Regions from separate parts of the Homo sapiens genome. Here regions 1, 2 and 4 are each linked to region 3. Evidence: chromatin contacts called from ENCODE Hi-C or POLR2A ChIA-PET data. All regions are on one chromosome and are shown on one strand. The core of a region is the stretch at or near the end of the contact, and the rest is flanking DNA. Distances in the headings are between cores, read along the strand shown. Region 1 holds the start of RIOK2 (RIO kinase 2). Region 2 holds the start of RGMB-AS1 (RGMB antisense RNA 1). Region 3 holds the start of CETN3 (centrin 3). Region 4 holds the start of ERAP1 (endoplasmic reticulum aminopeptidase 1).

Region 1 (2,845 bases), core at 1-2,500, 6.8 Mb before region 3:
ATACTTGTAACAAAATTTCTCACGTACCCCATAAATTTGTACAAATAAAGTTAGTCACTTGGTTTTTTTAAAAACTTTTCGCCCAGGCGCGGTGGCTTATGCCTGTAATCCCAGCACTTTGGGAGACTGAGGGGGGCGGATCACCTGAGGCCAGGAGTTTGAAACCAGTCTGGTCAACAGGGCGAAACCCCATCTCTACTAAAAATAAAAATATTAGCAGGGCGTGGTGGTGTGAGCCTATAATCCCAGCTACTTAGGAGGCTGAGGGAGAAGAATCCCTTGAACCTAGAGGGCAGAGGTTGCAGTGAGCCAAGATCGCGCCCCTGTACTTCAGTCTGGGTGACAGAGCCGGGCTCTGTCTCAAAAATAAAAAAAAAATTCATTTCTATGCCTTCTTATGTAAGTACAGAAAGAAAAATTCCGTTTAAATGGAGATGTTCATTGGTTGAAGATGGTTAATCAAAGACATGCTGCATTCAAGTAAAAAGCAGACAAAGGCTTGAATATCGAGGAGTTGCAGAGCCAGTATGGGTAACTATTCTAAAATCCTTAAATCGCTCCTGGGCCCTCGAAGTCCTACCCGCGTAGGTCAGCCCGAACTATCAAAATCCCCACTTCCTCTGGAGGTAAGGACGTCCGCCGCGCTCTCCACGTGTCACCTTAAACTCCCACCCCAACCAGCGCAGGCGCACTTCGAAGCCTCCTAGACCAACCTAAGAGAAGTACTGAGCAAGCGCATGAGTTCCATTAACCACGCCCTCCGGAGCTGCCGGAGCAGGCGCAATTAGGAGTAGAGGGCGTGCTTGTGTGATTACAGTCCACTTTACCTTTAACAGATTTGGTTGTCTGGACTCTAGCTCAGGTTCTTTTACCCCTGTCTTGTTGGAAGTCACTTTGCCTAGAGTAGAAGTTGTTTGCGGGAAAAATTTGCTCCTCCCATTAAGTAACCACTTTGCTCTCTGAGGCGGAACGTGTCATTGAGGCAGCAAGTCCTGACAGATATGGAAAAAAAAAGGCACATTGTAGAGAATATCTACACTCCGCCAACTCAGTCACAACGCAAAAATTACACAAAAATAAAACGTTCACTTGTTACATACTATGTGTTTCATAAGACATACAAGTAGTTTTATTTTCCTATATCAATGAGAACAGCACTTCTAACTATTAACAAGGACCTATACTAAGACGCAGCGCGTGCGCGAGCCATCTGGCGCTGTAAAGCGCTTAGAGGCTGGAATAACGACCTGCCTTACGCTTTGCGGCTGTCGTCGGAGAGGCATCTGGGTTCGGACTGGGGCCGCCATGGGGAAAGTGAATGTGGCCAAGTTGCGTTACATGAGCCGAGATGACTTCAGGGTCTTGACCGCGGTAAGAAACCCGCCGTTCCTGTTCTCCCTTCCCCTTAACACTGTGTGACCTCTTCCTGTTCCTGCAAGTTTTCTGGGATCTGAGCAGGCACACTCTGGGACCCGGGACGTGGCAGAAGCTGGGAATGGAGAAGAGAGCATTCAGAAAGTCGGATTTTTAAAAAGGTTTTGTTTGGGAGCTTACCTTCCCCCAGATAGAGCAAAGGTCCCGTCTTCTAATAATTGTTTTCTTTTCTGCTGCTATTCGCTTTGCGCTGAAGAGAAACGCTTGCATCTCTGTGGCCTGGAAACTTCTCTGATCCTGAGCTTCCGACCAGCTGTGAAAGGTTTAAGCCCCCCCCCCCCCCCGAGATTTGATAATATTGACTTCCCTACTAACAGACTCAGTCGCATAGCAGTCTTTCTGATTCATTCAGTCAACACATATTTGTCGGTTTTTTAGTAGCAACATTAGGAGGTTCACTTGTTCAAACAGACAAGTGGAGAGAGAGACACAGATCATCAAGTAAACGAAAAATAGGATAATGGATAAATGCTATGAAAATGATAAAGGATAATGGCATAGAAAGTATATGTATCTGGTGGAGAGGAGGGGCACAAGTTATTGGCCTTTGGTAGACAATCAATAAATATTCACTAAATGAAAGAATGAATGGGGGAATAATAGGAGCTGTGTGAGAAAGAGACAGCCCAGTGAAGTCCTTGGAAAGAGTTGGAGGCAGAGGAAACAGCAGTAGTAAGTGCAAAGGCCTTGAGACAGAAAAGTCTTTGAAGAGAGGAAAGGCCAATGTAATGTGGCTGGAGCAAAGTGAGATGCACACTAATGGTTGGAGATGTAGCGGAAAAGGTGAGAAATTATGTACTACAGAGCCTTGGAGGTTTGGTAAAGAATGTGGGGGTAACCACTAAATGTTTTTAATCAGGGGAGTAACAAAATCTGATTTTATGGCCTCAGTCTTATGGCACAGAAATTAATATATAGATCAAGACATTTGTACATTTATTTAGGAGCCGTTATCTTTTGGTAAGGAGTGAACCCCATGATAAGGACTACCTATATTGTGTAATTATGTAATAGGATATGCGATGTGAGTCACACTGGTTCTTGCATTATGTTAAGGCTTCAAGTTTTGGATTTTTAAAATTAATCTTAAATAGCGCTTAAGTATTAAACTATCAAATGCAAAATCAGTGTGAAATTTGGAAGACAATGTTTACTTTGCCTCTCATGTAGATTCTTCTAATCAGCTGGACTTTCTCTATGAAAACCTACTATCACTTCGGAAAGATACCTTCCTTTCCTGCTTTCTCAGCACACTCATTCCTTAGTGTCTCTGACAGAAGTAGGGGTCAAAAGTAAGAGTGTTAGAGGACGGGGGAGGCAGAGACAAAGCATGGAAAATAAGTTAAATTTAAAAGTTAAGGTTTTGGTGAGACATCAAAATGATGCCAGATTTATCTTCCAAAACATTGGC
Region 2 (3,145 bases), core at 1-2,500, 8.4 Mb before region 3:
CTCGGGAGGCCTTTCCCGTTGCGCCACGCCGCCCTTCCGCCCCGGCGAGCGCCTTCGAGACCTGGGGCTATTTGGGAACAAAGCCCTAGGCCCCGGGGCTGGCTCCCCTCGCGCGCTCCCGTCCTACCTGCGTGGAGCAGCCCGAGGCTGAACAGCAGCAGCAGCAGCAGCTCCAGCGGCGGGGGGCAGAGCCCGGGGCTGCGGCGCTGCTCAACCTCGGCGGCGGCAGCGGCGGCGCTGGAAGGTGCTGCTCTCAAGCCCATGCCCGTCCATGCAGGTCTCGTGGGCTCCGGCGAGGGCGGCGGCGCGGGCGCCGTGGCGGGTCTGGGCCCGTGGCTGCGGCATGGGCCGGGGGGCGCGCTTCGCTTCCTCTTCTTCCTTCTTCAGGCCCGTGTAGCAGATGGGGCGCCACCACCGCCGCAGCAAGCAGCGCGCAGCCGGCGCAGCCAGTCCGCGGCGGCAGCAGCGGGGCGCAGGGGCATCGTGGCGGCCGGAGGCGGCAGGCAGGGAAAGGGGCGGAAGAGAAGACACAAAGACCGTGAGCGACTGCTGAGACGAGTCCCGAGCGCGCCGGCACCCCGGCCCCAGCCAGCGTGGGCTCGGCGGGCGTGGACCTCCAAGAGGCTGGCCCAGCCCTAGCGACCACCCACCGGCGGCCCGGATATCTCTGCGCGGCAGCCCCCGCGGTCGATCAATCTCAGTCCCGCACTGCCGTCCCGCCCCGCCCTGTGCCCGCCAATCCACGACGCCATAATCCCCCGCCGTGTCCCTCCCTTCCTCCCCATTGGTTGTGACCGCACGTCAGCCCGACTCAGCCTGCCAATCGCAGGACCCAGAGGGCCCTCTCCCCCGCCCGCTCAGTGTAATTCGAGTTCCCTGTCCATCGACTCCAAGTCCTCTCTCCTGCGCCGCATGCTGCCTCGCGCTCCCTTTCCTTCCCCCTCTACCCCCTTCCGCGATTTACTGTTTCCTCGCGCCCAACAGAAATGGGCGACCGCAAGTCTTACTCTCGCCGGCGTTACAAAGGTACCGGCCTTTGACCTCTCCTTGAATTAATGTGATCCGATTCATCTTCCCTCCAAGTTTTTTTTTTAATTTAATTACCCCTCCCTGCCCTGGCCCTGCCAGCTTCAGCTCCACCTCCTTGGAGGAAGCAGGCGCTTTTACAGAGCGCCGCGCGGCAGGTCCCCTTTCAGCCAATCACATCTGCGGAACCGCGTTCCGAGTCGTTTGAGGGTGTCTGGTAAAGCAAGCTCGGGGCGGTGTTGGAAATCTGAATGTCACCCGCGGTCCGGAGCAGATAGGATGGGCTGGGAAGGTACCCGCGAACTGCCGCCGGAATTCGCTGGCAGCTGTGCGAGGCTCAGGTGTTCTAGTTTGACATTTCCCTTCCTGAAAGCGGCAAGGAGAGGTCTAAGAGTGGGCAAACTTCAACGTTCGGTTACAGTGTAATTAATGAGAGTGGTGGGTTTTTATGCAGTGTAATTATGCCACGATTTGTTGTTGCTCAGTGGCTTTTTCACAAATTTCTACAGATTATTTAAATTTTCCACAAATTTCTACGGATTAATTCAATGGCAGCTCACTTTCTCCTTTTATGATCGGATGGGTCCGAAAGTGAGGAAAAAGACAATTGTCTACAAAGAAAGAGGCTGCCAAGTGGAGACAGAAAAGCAGTTATGAGACTGATGATAGATTCCAATTTGTTATCGGTAGGTGTGAAGTGGTATCTAATCTCAAGAATGACCTCAAGGCTGAGAGACACTTGATACCGCCCTCGCCTTTGCCTTTCCCCAAACAGCACAGGGTTGCCATTTAAAATCCACTAACATCCAAATCGTAGTTGGCAACTGTACCCGCTATGTTACTCAGAATCTCTAATTAGGAATTTCTTATCAACCACGGACATGCTGATATTCCACACATGTTTAAATGAGCTAATCAATGGACTAGGATAATTGAGGGGCAAACCTTCAGTCTCACCAGCTCACTTATTAGACACATTTTGAATTGCCCAAACCACTAGGTCCCTAATGAAGGATGCCTATCTGTTTTTACTGTAACTTTTCATTACTTACTTGTTACATACTATGATGACTTAAGGGGTAAACACACCTTTCACTATCCACAATATAATCCAAGCCTGTGTATATCCATAATACGCTTAATAATAGCTTCACAGTTGCCTGGAGAAATGACTTTTGGGGAGGAAGTTATATGACATTTTTAGATAATGCTGCGGACTAAGTATTATTAGAGCAAAAATTTACTATCTTGCAATTACTTCATATAATTAGATACAGTTCATGACATACTAAGAAGCATCTTAAAAAAGTAATCAAACATAATACTGATTTTCAAAGTATTTGGCTAACAAAGACTACATTTTTTTCTCTTAACCCAAGATTTAATTCGACCCCTATAAAAGCAGCATCTCACTTTATTGATCATACTTCAAAGCATATACTCAATAGTTAAGGATCAATAATTTCTGTTTGGTTTGGGTCTTTCCACTCGTGACTTTCTATGATTTTTTACTCCCCTCCCCCTATATCCTGTTCCATAAGTACACGGGTGCTCTAGATTTTCCTATCAATAGAGGGCGTCCTCGAGTCATTGCAAATCCTGGTGTCGTTAAACGGAACTGTTCTTCAGAGGAAAAACTTCATCTCTATAAGGTGCTTTATTGCTCCTCTGTTGTAAAATTTGACAAGCTCGAGATTTATAAGCCTAACAATTCACTTTTTATTGCTGCATAAGTGTTCAGCCGCTAGAGGAAAATGCTAATTTTCACAAGTAAACCGCAAGGTGGTTCCTATTTTCAAGACATAGGTCAGTTGACACACTCGCGGGTAAATTCGTACTGTTCACAAGATCAGGAATTGGCTTGGAAAGCAAGAGCGTAGTGAATAGTCGCTTATACCGCAGCCACTCCTCAAGCCCGTGAGCTGCAAGTTACAAACGACTTTATATTGTACAAAGAAAAATCGGGGAGGGAGCTAGAACACAAACAAAAAAATCGGTGACTTATAAAAGTTTTATGTTTTAATCAGAAAAAAAATCATGAAGTGGCTGATGACTTGTGTAATTCACACATCCACCCTGTTTCTTGCCACTGGTACTCTTTCTCCCTTTCTCTTTGTTT
Region 3 (3,007 bases), core at 227-2,726:
CTAATTTCCTCTTCCTAATTTCAATTATACAATTTGTTCTTCGTTTCTAACATCTTCAAATAAATGCTTGGCCTATTTTTATTCTTTCTTATTTAAAATAATGTTCTCCTATAACTTGGTCTGTATCTTAAAATTTTAACATATAGTTTTTTTCAATATCATTATGTTCTAGTAACTACAATTTCTCTTTCCTTTTAGACTCAAAGGTGATTTATAAAGGTACTTTAAAATTTAAAATACGAACAAAATAAAAGTTCCACTTTTGTTTTTTAGGGGTGCTATCCCTTAGCTAATTTTTAGCTTATTCTATCATACTATCTTTCCTTGTGCAAATTTAGCCCATCCTTCTAGGTCTAACGTTTATGTCACCTCCTTTAAGAAGCATATCTTGTGTTCTCTCCCTTCTCTAAAATTTTATATACATCCCTTAAACATATAATGTTTATATATTCTCCGCCTTCAACTCCCATCCTCAGGCTATTTTATTCACGTTTATGAGATTTGCTGTTTAGCTCAGTATTTTGTGGATTTTCAAAAGATTCCACTCAATTTACCGAGCACCTACGCACCAGACATTTTATTAGGTACAAGGAAAAGCGTTAAATAGATATAATCACGGCCTCCAAGAAATTGAACCTAGTAAGAGACACGAATAAGCAGACATTCAAGTGAGCTTTAGGAGACTTGGTTTGGTAGTGAAGACAGTCTCATGTGTGTTAACAGCTTACAGCACTGAAAAATAAGAGACAGAAGGGAACAAATCCGTTTCAAACAGTTCAAAGGAGGAAAGAGAGGGAAAGGTGGTTTAGATACAGCTAAATCATAAATAGCCTGATAATCTAACCCTGTGATAATCCAAGTACAGCCACAGCACCTGCCTCAGAATCACTTGGAAGGCTTGTGAGGAGTAAAAACGCAGATTCATACCTACTGAAATTAGAATGGAGAAACGGACATTTAAGTCTGCATTTTAAACACATTCCCCAGGTACTGAGGCCATTCCAAGTTTTAGAACAGAGCACAGCCAATTTTCGCAGACCTTGTTCCTCAAGTACTCCCTCCTTCTAGCCGGAGGGTGGCCTGCAGCATGTCCCTTCCCTTCCCACCGCCGAAGCTGTCCATCCAGTTTCTGAATGGCGGCCCACAGACCGCACGGCTTTACGAGAGAGGAACACAGCGCCCACCCGCCAAACAGCCACACAGGGATCGGAGGCCGGACCCGCAAAGGATTCGGGGAAAAACGCATCGAGCCAATCCGAAGGGCGAGAGCGGCCCTAGATTGGGGGGGCGGGGGGGCGTTAGGAGGTGGGCGGGGCACAGAAAAAAAATTTTTTTTTCCTTGATTGACGTAAAACCTACCCAATGAAAATAGAACTGGTAAAGCTTCCGCCCCCTAATAGGCAGAACCATAGCGACATTTCAACCAATCCAGCTCAAAAGTGTCTATGTTGTGGGAGGTCCCTGAGGCCGCTGAGGTCGTTCGTGTCTGTTGAACGGCTGTGGGCGTCTTGCTGCCTTGGGTAGGGGGTTAAAATCGTTCTTGAGAGGAACGTCTCTGTGCGAAGAGATAATGAGTTTAGCTCTGAGGTCGGTAATAAGGAGGCGGCAGTGCTCTCCACACCCCGGAGCGGGGCCCAGGGAGGGTGTGTGTGGAAGGGAGGACGTTTGGGGCCGAGGCGAGGCAGGGGATGTAGTTTGGGACGCGGGAAAGGAGCCTAGGGCAGCCTGCCCGGATCACTCACCCTCTGGGCTCTGATGCCCTGCAGGGAACGAGACCAGTGCATTTCTGCTAAGGAGGTTATTTCTGTCAGCGCGTAGGGCTTTGGACTGCCAGAAGGTTGGGCTTAGTTGCGAGCGAGGTGGGAATGAAATATCGCGAGGCTTCTACTCTTGTTTCTCAGATCAGGTCGCGGACATCCCTTCATTCATCCGTGTGCCTGGTCAGGGCCCCACCTCGGCTGCTCCGCTGCTAATGCAATCACCCACCTATAAATTTTGGAAATAACAAAAACTCTTTCCTCTTCTCCCAGGGCCCTGCTTTACGGTGTAATTGGAGACCCATTTTAGTGACTTTAATTGGCAGTCTGTCTCTTGGATTTCCTAAATTTCTTGCATTTTTTTACCTTTCAGTTCTAACCTCTAACCCTCTGTTGCCCTCTCCCACTATGTAGACGTTGTACCGTAAAACTATCCATACACTTACGACACTCCGAAAATATTCCATGTTCTGCTAAGGGATAATCATGGTACCCTTGGATGGGGTCAGGGGTGGGTCGGTTCTGGACTTGGCCTCCAAAAGTCTCAGGAAGGAAAAGACTGACCCCAGGAATACCCAAGTTTGTGTCAAGTCAGGTCTCATGAAAGGAAGATCTTCCTCAGCTTTGTTATACTGCACCTACTAGTCACTTCCTAGCTTTTTTTTTTTTTTTTTGGAGCTTTCAGAGACCAAAACGACTTTCAAATGCAACTAGATAGGTGTTTTAAGTACAGTCAACTGGTTTGACATGTTAATGTGTTACCGGATTGTGTTTCAAAACTCGTTATTCCAGTGTTGCGGCTCCATTTGAAAATTTGGAGCACATTTAGATGGGCAGCTCTTAAGGAAAACATTTCTGGCTTTAAAATAATTTTTGCTTTTTTTCTTTAAGCGTTTCCAGAGTTTATGAGAAGTTAACCTCCGGTTTACATGTTAAATGAGACAAGACTCATCACATTTTTATATAGAATGAAGCACAAACATTGTATATTGGCATCTAATATTTGTCATATGTTTAGACTCATTAATATTTTCGATGGTTTGTTAATATCAATGGAGGAAATGACACATAAATTGCCAAACTGTTAAAAACGTGTAATCTAAAAACATTTTGAACCAACAGTGCTAAAATACTGTATAAGTTAATTCACTTTTTTTTTGTAATTTTATGAACATAATTATCAGAACTATCAACAGTAAACCGATATATAGTGATTGTCAGTTATGAATTTTGGTTTCATTTGGAGATTT
Region 4 (2,790 bases), core at 291-2,790, 6.4 Mb before region 3:
ACTTGGAATCCCCAGTTCTCAAAGGGAAGAAGGCCAATAAAGAAGTGGGAGAAGAAAGTCTGAGAACCGCATGAAAAGGGTCCTGTTCCCACTAGGACCATGGTCCACTCACCAAATTATCAGAGACGTTTGAACCAGAGCAACTCCATCTTGAATAGGAGCTGGGTAAAATAAGGCTGAGACCTACTGGGCTACACTCCCAGGAGGTTAGACATTCTAAGTCACAGAATGAGATAGAAGGTAGGCACAAGACACAGGTCATAAAGACCTTGCTGATAAAACAGGTTGCAGTAAGGAAGCTGGCCAAAACCCACCAAAACCAGGATGGCAATGAGAGTGTCCTCTGGTCGTCACTGCTACGGTCTCACCAGCTCCATGACAGTTTACAAATGCCACTGCAACGTCGGGAAGCTACCCTATATGGTCTAAAAAGGGGAGGCATGAATAATTTCCCCCGCTTAGCATATAATCAAGAAATAACCCTAAAAATGGACAACCAACAGCCCTTGGGGGTGCTCTGCCTATGAGTAGCCATTCTTTTATTCCTTTAGTTTCTTAATTACTTGCTTTCACTTTACTCCATGGACTCCCCTCAAATTCTTTCTTGCGCAAAATCCAAGAACCCTCTCTTGGGGTCTGGATCGGGACCCATTTTCGGTAATAAACTTGTAGCATTTGGTGTTTTAATGTTTGTGTTTTCTTGACTTGTTACCTCATTTAGCCTCAACTGTTTAAAGATGGTCTTTTTGGCCATTTTATTCAGCTTTAATTGTTCTAAGGGGAGTGAAGAAATGGTCATTTACTTTGAAAAATCAGAGGGAACGTGTTGATGCGGGAAGCAGCTAATCCTTGGGGTACAGTGGCCCTTGGTAGTGCAGGAAAGTCCTGGGGGCCACCTCTAACCCACCTTCCTCCTCTACAGCATCTCCCACTGTAGTCATTCTCTACCGAAGCCCCAGAAGGTGCGGCACTTTGCCACGACAGAGTACTGGGTTCATGTTTCTTTCCGAGGCGGGCCAAGAGCTCTCAGCCCACTGGCAGTGGCGAGATGACGGACACCCAGCGAGTCCAATGGGCGTCGAACGCGTCTAGGCTTGGTGGACTTGTCAGCGCCTGCCTGGCTTCGGTCCCCAACTTGAGCACCGGCCCTTTCCTGCATGCCCCTAACCCTCGCAACGCTAAACAGTGAAAAAAAAAAAAAGACAAAAACAAAAAGCATCTCAACACACACACACACACACACACACACACACACACACACACACACACACACACACACACACACACACACACACACGGATCCGCGTTCAGAAAGGCGTGCACTTCCTACGCCTGATCCCCCGCATCGCAACCTCGCAGCTTCCCCGGCGTGCAGCGCTCATTTACCAATTCCCTTCCTGGGAGTTGCGGCTTCCCTCGCTCGGCCCCACTCCCGTTTACCCTTTCCCCAGCTCCCGCCTTAGCCAGGGGCTTCCCCGCCTGCCGCTAGGGCTCGGGCCGAAGCGCCGCTCAGCGCCAGCCTGCCGCTCCCCGGGCTCCACTTTCACTTTCGGTCCTGGGGGAGCTAGGCCGGCGGCAGTGGTGGTGGCGGCGGCGCAAGGGTGAGGGCGGCCCCAGAACCCCAGGTACAGCGCGCTCGAGCCGCGGGTAGGGGACTGCGGGCCGGGAGGAGAGCGCGGCACCCGCCCCTTCCCTGCGCCCGTCAAGTGGGGGGCTGAGGGCCTGGGGCACGGGAGGAGGGAGACGGGGCACGGGAGGAGGGAGACGGGGCGCGGGAGGAAGGCGACGGGGCGCGGGAGGAAGGCGACGGGGCGCGAGACAGGGCGCGGGAAGGGCGGGGGGAGTCGCTGGCTAGGCCCGAGTCCGCGGGGTGCCCGGCGGGTTGGCGGCGGGCCCACCCCTGCCGGTCCCTGTCCCTGTCCCTCCGGGCGCGTGGCCGGTGCGCCTGCTTCACGGGTCTCCCCGCTGTTCGGCCGGCGGGAGCCTCCCTCAGCGCTCCGCCTGGCGCCTGGATGCCTGCCAGTCCTGCAGGCCACCGACGCCCGCGCGAGGCCAAAAGGCGGGGTGGGGCGGGCAGCTGGCTCGGGCTGAGGAGGGCACCTGCCCATAGCTGCTAGAGAAACCCAGAGGCTTTGGGTTAAAGACTCTGGTGGGGTGGGATGCGCGGGCCGTGTGTGTTCTTAAGGTCACTTCCCTCCCTGCTTCTCCTGTTCTTCTGGTCAGCAATTCTCTCTCTCCCCTTCGCTCTGGCTCTGGCTGGGTTTTATTCAGATAAAGCACCTCTGTTGACGCAAATTAAAAGTTTCCTATCTGGGTGCCTCACTGGCCAGGTGGTCCTACAAAGTTAATTCCATGAGGGGAAGGGGGAGAGCACACACTTCCTCACGCTTTTGGATTTCTTTGTGTAGGCTAGGTTCAGAAAGAAATTATCTGTTTCCTATTAAACACCCAGAGGATTCGCTCTGAACTCAGGACGTGGTCAACAATTAACAAAACAACAAAACAAAACAAAACAAAACAAAAAACTTGAAAATTGGGCACAGTTGTCTCTTGCCTGAGGATTTTTAATTAGTATAAGTAGCACATTTTCAGGTGCGGCCTGAATAGAAACATTCTAGTACTTTTTTTTTTTTCAAATTAATCCAGCATTTTTATTATTTACCAACAGTGCTTGTTAATTTCATTGTTCAGGAAATTCTGGAAGAACCTCAATTACTTCTTGATGATCTATTTCATATACTATAGTGCCCCAATAAAAGGAAGGGAGGCAGAGGTTGCAGTGAGCCAAGA

The links. A loop is a pair of places that touch in the nucleus more often than their neighbours do. ChIA-PET counts read pairs that join two places held with the same protein, here RNA polymerase II (POLR2A). Pooled maps may share reads with other maps.
Region 1: a loop to region 3 is called in a map of CD4-positive, alpha-beta memory T cell, with 25 times the contacts of the local background. The contact joins the promoter of RIOK2 here to the promoter of CETN3 in region 3. A Hi-C loop is called at or near these places in 2 of 168 maps with a recorded cell type or tissue (CD4-positive, alpha-beta memory T cell and naive thymus-derived CD4-positive, alpha-beta T cell) and 9 of 50 pooled maps.
Region 2: a loop to region 3 is called in a map of naive thymus-derived CD4-positive, alpha-beta T cell, with 12 times the contacts of the local background. The contact joins the promoter of RGMB-AS1 here to the promoter of CETN3 in region 3. A Hi-C loop is called at or near these places in 1 of 168 maps with a recorded cell type or tissue (naive thymus-derived CD4-positive, alpha-beta T cell) and 4 of 50 pooled maps. POLR2A ChIA-PET finds 5 or more read pairs at or near these places in 1 of 52 experiments (RWPE1).
Region 4: a pooled map shows a loop between it and region 3 (8-fold over the local background). The contact joins the promoter of ERAP1 here to the promoter of CETN3 in region 3. A Hi-C loop is called at or near these places in 1 of 50 pooled maps. POLR2A ChIA-PET finds 5 or more read pairs at or near these places in 2 of 52 experiments (activated B cell and endothelial cell of umbilical vein).

What each region holds. Positions count from the first base shown.
Region 1 is chr5:97,181,652-97,184,496 of GRCh38, reverse strand. RIOK2 (RIO kinase 2) reads left to right here and starts at 1,250. Exons shown (of 10, transcript NM_018343.3): 1 at 1,250-1,371. The coding sequence starts at 1,306.
Region 2 is chr5:98,771,189-98,774,333 of GRCh38, reverse strand. It overlaps RGMB-AS1 (RGMB antisense RNA 1), which reads left to right and starts at 1,250. Exons shown (of 2, transcript NR_033932.1): 1 at 1,250-1,712. RGMB (repulsive guidance molecule BMP co-receptor b) reads right to left here and starts at 671. Exons shown (of 3, transcript NM_001366508.1): 1 at 128-671. The coding sequence starts at 263. RefSeq lists enhancers at 1-309, 1,045-1,094 and a silencer at 195-824.
Region 3 is chr5:90,408,225-90,411,231 of GRCh38, reverse strand. CETN3 (centrin 3) reads left to right here and starts at 1,476. Exons shown (of 5, transcript NM_004365.4): 1 at 1,476-1,587. The coding sequence starts at 1,571. LOC731157 (a long non-coding RNA gene) reads right to left here and starts at 1,232. Exons shown (of 2, transcript NR_105024.1): 1 at 928-1,232; 2 at 563-732. RefSeq lists an enhancer at 1,507-1,706.
Region 4 is chr5:96,806,695-96,809,484 of GRCh38, reverse strand. It overlaps ERAP1 (endoplasmic reticulum aminopeptidase 1), which reads left to right and starts at 1,540. Exons shown (of 19, transcript NM_001040458.3): 1 at 1,540-1,625. LOC124901033 (a long non-coding RNA gene) reads right to left here and starts at 2,027. Exons shown (of 3, transcript XR_007058879.1): 1 at 908-2,027. RefSeq lists enhancers at 860-929, 1,086-1,585, 1,586-2,087 and a silencer at 1,660-2,119.